Linked DNA regions of Mus musculus: region 2 is linked to region 1. The links are chromatin contacts, found by POLR2A ChIA-PET in ENCODE. All regions are on one chromosome and are shown on one strand. The core of a region is the stretch at or near the end of the contact, and the rest is flanking DNA. Distances in the headings are between cores, read along the strand shown. Region 1 holds the start of Kcnq1ot1 (KCNQ1 overlapping transcript 1). Region 2 holds the start of R74862 (expressed sequence R74862).

The links. ChIA-PET counts read pairs that join two places held with the same protein, here RNA polymerase II (POLR2A).
Region 2: POLR2A ChIA-PET joins it to region 1 with 16 read pairs in embryonic stem cell. The contact joins the promoter of R74862 here to the promoter of Kcnq1ot1 in region 1. POLR2A ChIA-PET finds 5 or more read pairs at or near these places in 3 of 5 experiments (Patski and embryonic stem cell).

What each region holds. Positions count from the first base shown.
Region 1 is chr7:143,294,787-143,300,605 of GRCm38, forward strand. It overlaps Kcnq1ot1 (KCNQ1 overlapping transcript 1), which reads right to left and starts at 1,761. Exons shown (of 1, transcript NR_001461.5): 1 at 1-1,761. All of the region lies in intron 11 of Kcnq1 (potassium voltage-gated channel, subfamily Q, member 1), which reads left to right.
Region 2 is chr7:143,050,958-143,056,425 of GRCm38, forward strand. It overlaps R74862 (expressed sequence R74862), which reads right to left and starts at 2,729. Exons shown (of 5, transcript NR_110354.1): 1 at 2,080-2,729. It overlaps Cd81 (CD81 antigen), which reads left to right and starts at 1,793. Exons shown (of 8, transcript NM_133655.2): 1 at 1,793-2,109. The coding sequence starts at 2,044.

The DNA.
Region 1 (5,819 bases), core at 511-3,010:
CTATTCCCCCAATTCAGACCTGATTCTGACTCTGCAGGTCTCAACGTGTGGGTCGTGACCCCTTTAGGCTTGAACAACCCTTTCATAGGGATCGCCTAAGACCATCGGAAAACACAGGTATTTACATAATGACTCATAACAGTAGCAACATTGCAGTTATGAGGTAGCAATGAAATTAATTTTATGGTTGGAGGTCACCACAACATGAGTAACTGTATTAAAGGGTCAAAGCACAAGGAAGGTTAAGAACCCACTGCAACCACTGCGGCCTCCACCCCAAGTTCCCAATCCCCCACACCTGAATTCCGAGTCGGCTCCAGACCCGAATCTCTACCCGATTCCAATCGTGACTCCACTCTAGACTCGGAACCACTGTAGACCCACACATACACACACCCAACTCGGATCCAAGAGCTAGATCACAACTCGGTTCAAAACTCCGAATAAGCAGCCTTCCCCAGCCTCAGTTCCACGATACCCTTCCCCCACCATGCGCGAACATTCCGAACGGAGCCCCTCACTCTCAGCATTAAAACAGCTACCACATAACAACACGTACTCCACTCACTACCTTGGTGCTGGCCACACCGGGCTACAAAGCTCAGGGGTCTCCAGACCCGATTCGGTTTCAGCTCCAGTGCGTTCTGACTCGGCCCGGGGTTTAGAATCCGAAGGCCTGAGCCGGTGTCCTAGGCCACTCACCTTGGGACTCGACCGACCTCGGGGCTCAAAGGGCCTCAAGACCACCCCTGCTTCTGTAAGCCTGGGCCACAAAGATGGGGACGTGGACGCAAAATACGAGAACTGAGCCACGGCCGTGAAACGAGGACCGGCCGTGAAACGAGGACCGAGCCGTAACTGCAAAACGAATACGGAGCCACTGCGGCAAAACGAAGATGGAGCCCAGCCGCGAAAGCGCGGCACGAATCACCTCTGCTTCTGGCCGTGAGTGCTTGCCGCGAGGAGGGGGAGGCTATGATGAGCGCGGCCACGCGGACTTGCGACTTGTGCCGTGCTGACTCAGAGAAGAAACCCGCGCTGAGAAAAAAACCATACCTAGGAGAACCATGCCGAGAAAAAGAAGCGCTGGGAACCAAGCTGAACAGAAAAGCTCTCCAAGTAGAATCACACAGAGGGAAAAGAAGCGTGTTGAAGAAAAACTGAGAGAACCCAGCAGGCTAAAAAAAAATGCTGAGAAGCCAAGTGGATCGCGCCAAGGCAGCCGACCGCGCTGGAGTGATCCGTGCTGAAACGATCCACACGGAAGTGACCCAATTGCTGAGGCAGATCGGACCATATCGCCGACCACCATGACGAAACAAGATAAGACCTCACCATGGAGGTCTAGGCTCAGGACAAACACTGAGGAGGATCGCGTTGAGCAAAGCACACTGAGGATGGCTAGTCGGGACTGAGGTGTAGTGCTCAAGTGATCCGAGCAGAGGCAGCTCCAAAAGAACTGTGGACAAATATGCTGAGGCTGGTGGCTGGCTGATATGACCTCACCGTGAAAAACCATGCAGAGGACGATCACACGGATGAAAACCACGCTGCTGAGACGAGCCACGCTGGGAAGGACCATGCAGAGAAAAGCACACTAAGGTGTACTAGACCGTAACCACGCCGAGGAGAAGCCCACCGAAGTAATCCAAAATGAGGCCGACCACACCGGGCCTGACTGGACCAAAATGCACCATCATAGACCACGCGGAGGGGCGCCGCAAGGAAAGCTGCGCAGACGTGCTGAGGCAACTGTTCCTCCTAGCGACAACGGCTAGGCCACCTACCAAGACCTTGGTGACGTGGCAGCCACGACACTGTTGATTGGACAGATGCTGAATAATGACTAGGGAGCTCTTCCTCATGATAGGCTGGATACAGATAGCTCTGTGCTGACTATTTTTATTGGCCAAGAGGAAACAGCCTGATGTCTCCAGCATTTGGATTGGGTGAGCTTGTACAGGATTGTACGACCTAGCCTGCTGGGTCCACCACCCCTTAAGGCCTACCTTCCTCATCCCTTCCTAGCTGAACCTGGGGTTCTTAACTCTGAATAAGTGTGAGACCAACCTCAATGCAGTACAGGGCAGATACCTGAGGCAGCCAATGTACCTAAACGGTTTCATGGCCAAAGATGAGTATGCCCCTGGCTCTGGCCTGACCTTGGGATGCAAAAAAGCAATCCACCCTCTCAGCTGTCCCATGGAATCCTACTGTGCAGGCCAGGGTGTGGTCATCTAAAGCACACAAGGAGGCCACCCTGCTTGTTTTTTTTTTTTTAATCACCAAGTAAGGAAAGTCTTGGGGCTATCTTACTTATGAAAAGGAGGGGGCCCTGGGTCTGCCCATGTTATAAAACTAGGTAATGATAGTCCTGAGGTTAGACCCCAGCCACTCGACCCATCCTCCAGATTCTCTTGGTTCCTGGCCCTGTCACTGGAGTGTTCAGGATCGTTTCCACTCTGTCCACTTACTTATCCATGCATTTATTTGACTAACACTGTCTACGCACCACCCTGTATCTAGCATTGACCTAAAGCCTGGAGAAACTTGACAAAATGCCAGATTTGGGGGACAATCCACTTGCCCAGGATTCATAAGCAAGCCTGGGGCGAGGGGGGGGAATGCAGATTTCTGTGCAAACTATAGTTTTAGCATGTGGAACTCTGGGTATATTCTCCAAACCACCCCTACCCAGAATTGACTTCAAACAGGATTTAGGGGAAGGGGAGGGAGAGCCAGTCCTGTGAACAGGCCAGGGTGTGGTCATCTAAAGCACGCAAGGAAGCCATACATCTTAACTGCTTTTGCTGAAAATATATGTCTACAAAAACAGCCAGGAAGCTCTCTTGCCAAAGATGACTGAGTATATGTGGGGGAAGGAGGGGAAGGCACGGTTTTTAGGTTTGGGTTTTTTTTCTTTTTCTTTTTCTTTTCTGTTCTTTTTCTCTTTTTTTCTCCTGTTGTTATTTAGCTGGAGAAAAGAGAAACTGGTGTCATCCTCTAGCAACAGACAGTTCCTTTTTACCCTCAGAAGCTACTCCTAGCTTGGTACCCCACCTCCTACCAGGCCACACATCTGCTTTGCCAATTCCTTTTGGGCCCGTCTGGAACATGCTGCATTTGATTCAAAGGGCCAGTCCTACCCTCCTACCTGATGGGTGGTTTTCTTTTCTGCCTATCCCAGAGCAGATGTGCAGTTAATGGGGTCCCTCAAGAACCTGTCACCATCTTTAAATTCATCATATTAGCTTTGAGCTTGCATCTTGGAAGTGAAGCCTGGGATCTTTTGCCACAAATGGCCCCTTCCACTTCCCCAGCATAAGTGACTAGGCACCTGCTTCCTGCCATTGCCAGCCTTCCAATTGACCTCTAAGAGGGGCATCAGGGCCACATGGTAAACGTGGTTATCTGCTCCCCTTGGCTGAGATCAGGGAACCCTCTCTGTCTTGTTTCCCATCTGTCTACTAGAGATGCTGCTGCTGAACCCCATGAAGCTGCTAAGCCAGGCACCAAGAGAATGTGAAGGGGCCATGGGGCTCTGATTTGAAACCCTGCTCTTCCTTACTCTAAGCACTGTCCCAGCTTAGCTCTGAGGCCTAAGCCTTTGTTTGCCTCCTCTGGCCTAGAAGGCCAGGCATTTTCCTTGGATCCTGTTCCTGCAGGCCTGTTTCTTGCAGGGAAGGTAAGGGGAGTGGAACCCCCAGTTCTTTAGAGACTATCCACATGTTTTACCAAAACACAACTCCCAGTAAGAAATGTAGGCACCTTTTCAAAATGTTATGGATGTTCTTTTTGTTTGGTTGATTGATTGGTTTTGTTTTTTCTAGGCAGGGTTTCTCTATGTAGCCTTGGCTGTCCTGGAACTTGCTCTGTAGACCAGGCTGGACTCTAACTCTTGGAGATCCTCCTGCCTCTGTCTTCTAACTACTGAAATTAAAAGTGTGTGTTACCAACCGCCTGTTATGGATGTTCTTAATCCAAACCAAATGGGTAGATCTCTGCTGCCTAGGGAAGCTGTGTCTTACAAAGTGCCTTGCTGACCCTCCAGGCCTCACCTGTGGGTTTCCCAAAGGTCTGTTTTATTCAAATATGTGAGTAAGCTCGGAAGCTAACTGAAGCAAGGTCACTTAGAGGAGTGACACCTTCCTGGGAGCTTGATAGGGATTCTATCTTGATAATGGGTTGTTTGTTTATTTGTTTTGGGTTTGTTGTTGTACTTGTTCTGTTCTGTTTTGTTTTCTAAGACAGTGTTTCTTCGAGTAGCCTTGGCTTTCCTGGAACTAGCTCGGTAGACCACGCTGGACTCACACTCACAGAAATCTGCCTGCCTCTTCCTCCTGAGTGCTGGAATTAAAGGTTGTATATCACAACCTCCCCACCAGGCTGAGAATAGTTTTGTTTTGGTTTGTTGTTTTAATTATGAAAATTTAGTTTATTTAATGGTATACTTAAAGTCTGAGTTCTAATTGTGTCTTTAGTCATGACATACCCAACAAGTAGATTCAAGAGTGTCTGTTGTCAGTTTGTAGATTCTGGGCCCTCAGTTCTGTCCCTAATCAATTTCCTTTTGATGACATCTGGTATATACCTCACTGTGCTTTCAAGAGGTCTCCATAGGTCAATCTTTGAAGTCGGTTAGGCCAAAAAACCTGTCCTTTTCCTTTGGGTCATAGGCTCAATTGACACCACCCTCTTCCGGATCATGGGGTGCTGTCAAACAACTAGCTCTGCCTGTCAAGCTCAGTATAGCTGCTATATGCCACCCCCAAACCCTGCCTCTCTACTCTTTTCAGGGAGACCAGAGAGGATAGAGCTTGATCTGAATGTATTTGATGTCTCATTGAGAAACAAGACGTATAGGTGTTTCTGGAGAGAAATGGGAGACCTGGGTCGATTCCAGACTGATTGGAGGGAGAATAGAGCTGGTCTGAGGAATCAAAGAATTTGGGGGAAAGGCAGCAGTCATGGCTCTGAGGGTTGTACTAGTCCCTTCCCAGGCCGGGGCCAGCCTAGCTGATCTGTGATCAGGGTTGTCTTTGGGTATAGTGCCTACATTTCCTTCCCTTCCAGAGGCTAAGGGCTGTGGGGATGAGGATGCTGAGGCAGAAGCAGAGAGCCCAGCACCTGGTGCTCTGTACTTGGGCTTCCATGTGACAGAGGCAGGTCTTGTCCTCCTCCTGTATCTGGTTTATGTCATCTGAACATAGTGGGGGCTGGACTTAACGTTCCTTGTGTTCCCTCCAACTCCAACATTTGGGGTTCAAAAGGTTCCCTCGCAGGCCTCTGCATCCGAGAACACGCACACATACATGCACGCACACACAGCTGAAGAGAATTAGGCTGCAAACGGCCACTCGGCTTTTCTCTTGATTCCAAGGTATTTAGAGTGGGGGTGGGGGATGAGGGGGAGGAAGTTGCTGAGCTAATTCTTCGGCATTTGCCAGCACAGAAGTGCAGATGGGGCCCAGAGCCCCATGGGGTCCCAAGGGAAACACCAGATCTCTTCCACACAGGCAAGGAAGGAGAAAGGGCTGCAGTGGGAGCCCCTCATCCAAGCAGCAACTCAGCAGGCCCTGGCCAAGGGGTTCTGTGGGCCTCACTTCTCCCCACCCCCATCCCTAGAGTCTAAGGATAGAACTAGCTTCAGCCAGGTTACCAAGTTACTGCTTTTCTCCAAAGCAGAGAGGCCCAGGGCCACGTGGCTGCCTGGTTAGGCCATCTTCTGGGAACAGGCGTTGCTGTATGCTGTAGTCTGCACTCAACGGGGACCCCATGTTATCTCTGAGTGGCCATTTGCAAAGCTAGGAAAGCCATTC
Region 2 (5,468 bases), core at 1,479-3,978, 240 kb before region 1:
GGAGGAAAACTGCTTTACAAAAAAATTCCCTACCATGATTGGTCAAACATCATGGAAACTCTCTCCATAGCATGTATGTGACCAGAACCTAAGGGCCCCAAAGAAGCAGCCTTGGTTTCTAGGCTGTCCATAGCCCTTGGAACAGTTCCAGGAACACAATGGCATTCACTAAACCCAGATGTATCACACAGTACATAAACAAAACAGCTGGCCCTGCATGACGTTCAATGTGTAACCCCACTTTAGGCATGAGGTATCCCCATCACTGGAGACAGTGGAGATCTGAAGAGAAAGCAGGTCCCCATCTCTGCACGTGCAAGAACTATTCTTGCCCACTTTTAAATAAAAAGAATCCTAAGAGACTCCCTCCTGGAGACTCAAATGACTTTTAGTGTGATATTACTCCAGCATTTGGTGACTAGTGTTACTTTTGTTGTGACACCACTTCAGCCTCCAAGAACTATAAATGTGGACACAATCCTTCACTGTAGCAGCTATACCAGCCTGAAGCCAAAACAAATGCACAAATTAACTCTCAAGAAGCCTACTAGCCTAGCCGAGTAGAGATAGCTCCACCCAGGCAGCTACTGGCCAATCATCAGGTTTACATGTAAATTATACATAGTTCAAATTTTCGCCCTTTAGACAACTGGGCATGGTGTCCTAAACCTACAGTCTCAGCACTTAGGAAGCAAAAGTAGACAGAGCTCTGTTCCAGGAACCAGGGCTACATTGTGAGATTCTCATTCTCTGTCTGTCTGTCTGTCTCTGTCTGTCTGTCTCTCTCTCCACATATATATTATAGATATTCCTTTCCTTTGTTTAAATATATATGTATATCTATTCCTTTTTAAACATATTTCCAGTGTCCTGTAGCCAGAGGGGTGCCAGGTGTGATCTCCATAGGGAACAATGTCCTTAACTGCTCAAAGATTTAAGAACATGGAGTGACCTGGAAAAGGCTGAGTCTTGGGAACTGGTCCTTCCATGGTTCCCAGTGAGTCTAATGAAGCAGCCCCATTGCCCTTCAGTTTGGGGAAGGGAATGCCAAGATTTCACAGGAATATCATCTATGATGACAGCAGCCATTCCTCACCCGGGAAGGAAGCACCTCTGCCCTCTGAATCTTTCCTCACTTCCTTATTAATCCCAGCTTTCAGGGAACCAGCTAGAGGATGGAGGATGGACTCTTGGAAGGCACAGCCAGGATGGCATGAATATTTGAAGGTGCCCCTGAGGGTTCTCGAGCCTAAAGACTGGCTAAAGACATTGGGTACACTATTGACCTTCCCAAATGCAGCCTCCAGAACTGCAGCCAGGAACTCTATCTGTGAGATAGGGGATTAGCAAGGCTACAAAGAATTCCATTCTAGACCTTCAGGCCCACGGAGTTGCTGCCTGGGAGATCAATATACACAAAACATGTTAACTTTTAAGACTCTTTACTGTCGAGACACCTCCACTAGGGTACCCTCCGGGAAAGTCCAAGGCGTCCGAGTACCGGAGGAAGTAAGTGTGGCTTCTTTGGGGCAGTATCTTGTGGCCAGTTCTTAGTCGCGACCCAGAAGCCTGCCCCGAGGGTTGGGAACCCTTAAGAAACTTGGAGATTCATCCTGCGCACGCACAGTGCACCGAGTCCCCAAGAACCAGCTGCACCAAGTTCCAGAACGCTTACTCTGGGACTGAGGTGGCAGCACCCACCCAAGTACCCCTGGTCCGGGCACCCCGCGGGCGGAAGGCGGGGCCAGGGGTGGAGCGTCCTCTGGGCGGGGCCTCGGAGGGGCGGGACCTAGAGGTCTATAAAGAGTGAGGAGCTAGGCGCGCGCGCCCGGTCCGAGCGAGCGCGTCCTTGCTTCAAAGAGATAGTGACTCTCGCGCCTCCGGCTAGGCCTCCAGCCCTTCTCTACCCTACGTCTCATTCTCCGCAACGCAGTTCTCCGGCCCGCAAGCGCTCCAGGCTATCTGCCAGTCCCGGACCCCGGTACTGCGTCCCCATACCGCCCGCTCCAGGACCAATCCAAGCTCCGCAGGCCGCGCACCGCCATGGGGGTGGAGGGCTGCACCAAATGCATCAAATACCTGCTCTTCGTCTTCAATTTCGTCTTCTGGGTGAGCAGCCACTGGGGACAGGGCGCACCCCACGGTAGCCAGGCTGGGCAGCGCGCTAGGCCCTGCTGAGAAGGCGCAGCGCAACCGCGAAGTTGCGGCGCCACCTGTGGGCTCCGTGCGCCGATCGGGGTCCTGGCGCCCCTCGCCAGCGGGTTGAGGCCGAGGGCTGAGCTTCTGGGCCTCGGCTCGAGGGGCTTCTGGGGCCGGGAAATCAGGGGATCGCTGGCCTGTCCCCTCTGAGTGCTGGGAACTGGTGCAAGAGTCTGCGGGCTAGAGCCAGGTAATCAAGAGCCCTCAGCTATGAAGGGGGTACTCGCACCCTCCTGAATGTTGTTTTGGGGACCATCCTGCATCGCGAGCAGTGAGGGGGGTCGAGAAGGGCGGGATCTTGGCGCCCCGCCCCCATGAGCTCATCCTAGCCACCGCCCCTGGATAGGCGGCCTCGAAGTGGTGGGGGCACGCTCCGTACTTGCCTCGGAGACCTCAACCCCACTATTACTCCACCCTTGCTTACCCTCCAGCTTGGTATTGCCACCCTGGGGGCTCGAGCTCCAGGCCTAGAAGGCAGGGCAGCCCGGGCCGCGTGCTGCTGCGCACGGTGCCCCAGTTCTTGGCCACCCCCACCCCCATTCCCCCAGCTGCCCCTCCTCCTTGCCTGTCGTCTCCTGCACAGATTACAGCCCCGGCCTGACCCTTAGATCCTGAGAGGAAGAGGGTATGCAGTTCTGAGTTGGTGAAGGCCAGGGTGTTGCAAAGATCTGGGATCTGTACAAACCAGGAGCTTAGGATCTTTTCCTATATACAGGATCTAAGCTGGGCTCTCCACTTTGGAAAGAAGTGCACACCCATTTGGTCATCTTGGAAAGGAGACATGGGTATAAGAGGGTCTCCAAGTGTCCCTGGGTCCTGACTGTCTTCACTGCTGGGGAGTAGCCATTGGTGGTATGGGCTTCTTTCCATTTCCTAACTGGGTTGGGAATGGGGAGTCTTAACAGACCTGCCTGCGGGCACTTGAGTGAGCAGTGCTGGCCACTCCTCTGGACAGTGGTGCCACCCTCCCTGCTGCAGTGCACAGACTGCTGTTCCCACCACCCTCCTTCCCAGGAAGAAATGAGGTTATGCCAAGACAATGTTTCTCTAAAGTTGTTCCTGAGAGGGCAAACTTGTACAACGGCCCCTGGAGTGAGTGTGTTGGACAGGGGACACCTGTTTTCCATCGAGGACTGCTGAAGATCCCAGGGCGGGTCAGGGTGGGGTGGAGGGGAATAAGACGTTGGGGATGGGCAGGAACTGGGCTGAACTCAGCTGGGGCTATGTATGCTCACGCGGTGCTGCAGGGACCAAGATTGTCAGTCACGGTGACTCCAGAGAACACATTCTAGGGAGCAGCATGGGCGATGGGGTTAAACTTGCTCTGCCCGGGCATGCCTTGGGGTCTCGACTGGGTAGTCATGTTGGACAGTGCTTGCCTACTCTGAACCATGCAAGGAATTGAATGCACCCTCAAGAAGTGTGTTATCCACCCCACCCCACCCCCATTATTCTTCAGATGTGGGATGTCAGGATCCTGTAGGGTATTTCTTTCTTTCTTTTTTTTCTTTTTTTGCTCACCCACCTGATCCAAGCGCTAGACCCTCAGACTCCCTGGAGTGCTGAGGCTGGGTGAAGCTGCTCGTTTCCCAGGCAGCTGGGGTGGAGTCCCAACATGTCCCTGGGGTCTCTATTGAGGCTCCAGGAAACGGTTCTGAAGCCTCTCCCTGCTCCCAGGGACCTGCCTACTGACTGCAGAACAGTGAAAACTGTAGCCTTTCACAATCCCACAGACCTCTCCTCCCTACTCATGTTGGCCCCACAGTGGATAGGGATGTGGAGCAGAACCAGGCTACAACTGGTGGACACCACCCTGGCAGAGGGACTCCTTTTGTCCCTCGTGTGGCAAGGTTTGTACTGTGGCTGATAGTTCCCTGATATCATGAAATTGAACCTTTGGGGAGCCCCACCCCACCACTCTGGCCCTTAGTCTTCACTTCCTCCCTCTAAAGTGGGAGTTCTTGGGGGTCTCTGTCTCCTAGGATTGTGTGTAGACTAGCTAATGTACTCCAGAGTGGGGCAAGGGGCTTGGAGCAGAGAAGGCTCAGGAAATGGACACTGGACACAGTCTCCAAAAGGGAGTGGGGCCAAAGGAAGCTGAGCAATGATGTCAGAAGGGCCTAAGGAGGGGGCTGAGAGGTCCTTTGGGCCGTGGTGGGGGCGGGGGCTAAGAGCTCTAAGAAGGGAGATTTGGTTGACAGTAAATGTTTCGATGGACACTTTTTAAAATTTCCAGTTTGAAGATTAAAGTGGTTTCTCTGTGGGAGGGGACATTCCGGGCACACTAACCTGCCTGCTGTCACTCCCACCAGTCCTCCTTGGGCTTGAGTTCAGAACCTATATTGGGGCCAGCAGAGTTCTGGACTCCCAAGATATATGGGGCAGGACACAAACCTGAAAGATGAGCGGTGAGCAGCAGAGACCATGTAAGATGCTCTTAGAAGCAGGGTGGTTACTCATCCCCTGAGACAGGTCTGGGATTAAGGGTCCAGTCTCCTCTGGCAATAGTCACCGGCTGGCAATAGGGCAGGAGAGCAGGGGATGGTTTATCACTGTGCCAGCCTATGGCCTCGGGTGGGTCTGTAGGAGCTTTGTGTGACAATGTCTCCATAGGAGTAGTCAGTTAAGGAGAAGAATCTTCACTGTGTTCCCCGACAGAACAGGCTGTTCCTCCAGCCTAAGGCTGCTGGTGGCCCCCGTCCAGTAGCCCAGGCAGCCAGACCCACCACAAAAGGCTGATTACAGCCTCTCAACTGGCATTTAATTCTCCAGACTGAACATGACTGTCTGTTGTGCTCGCTTCAGCAACACACATACGTGACTGTCTGTCACATAGTGGTCTGCTGGCTGCCTTCCGGCAGAGGGGCTCTAATTCTGTGGGCTCAGGGTGGAATGAGCACTTCCTGTGACTTGCCCCTTGCTCCTGGGGCTGTCTGCTCCGCCCGGCTTTGGGAAAGACAATCATTGGCCTGCAAAGGGGAAGTCTGTGGTTCATCCCTGGGCTGGCTTCAAAAAAAGGACATCCGAACAGTGGGGGCACAGAGCTGGAGTAGACCTGGCAGCCTCTACTCTGGTGCCCACACACTGCGACCTCATAATAAGAGCCCCCACCCCCATTCTTTCCGAACCCTTTAGGCATTCTCTCGGCACTTGCCTTCTAGCTCAGTCCTACCTCAAACGGAGCTTCTGTGATGCTCTAGGAGGGAACCAACAACTGCCAACCTTGATTCCAGAACCCAGAGTCCTGCCAAGGGGATTGGAACCTCAGT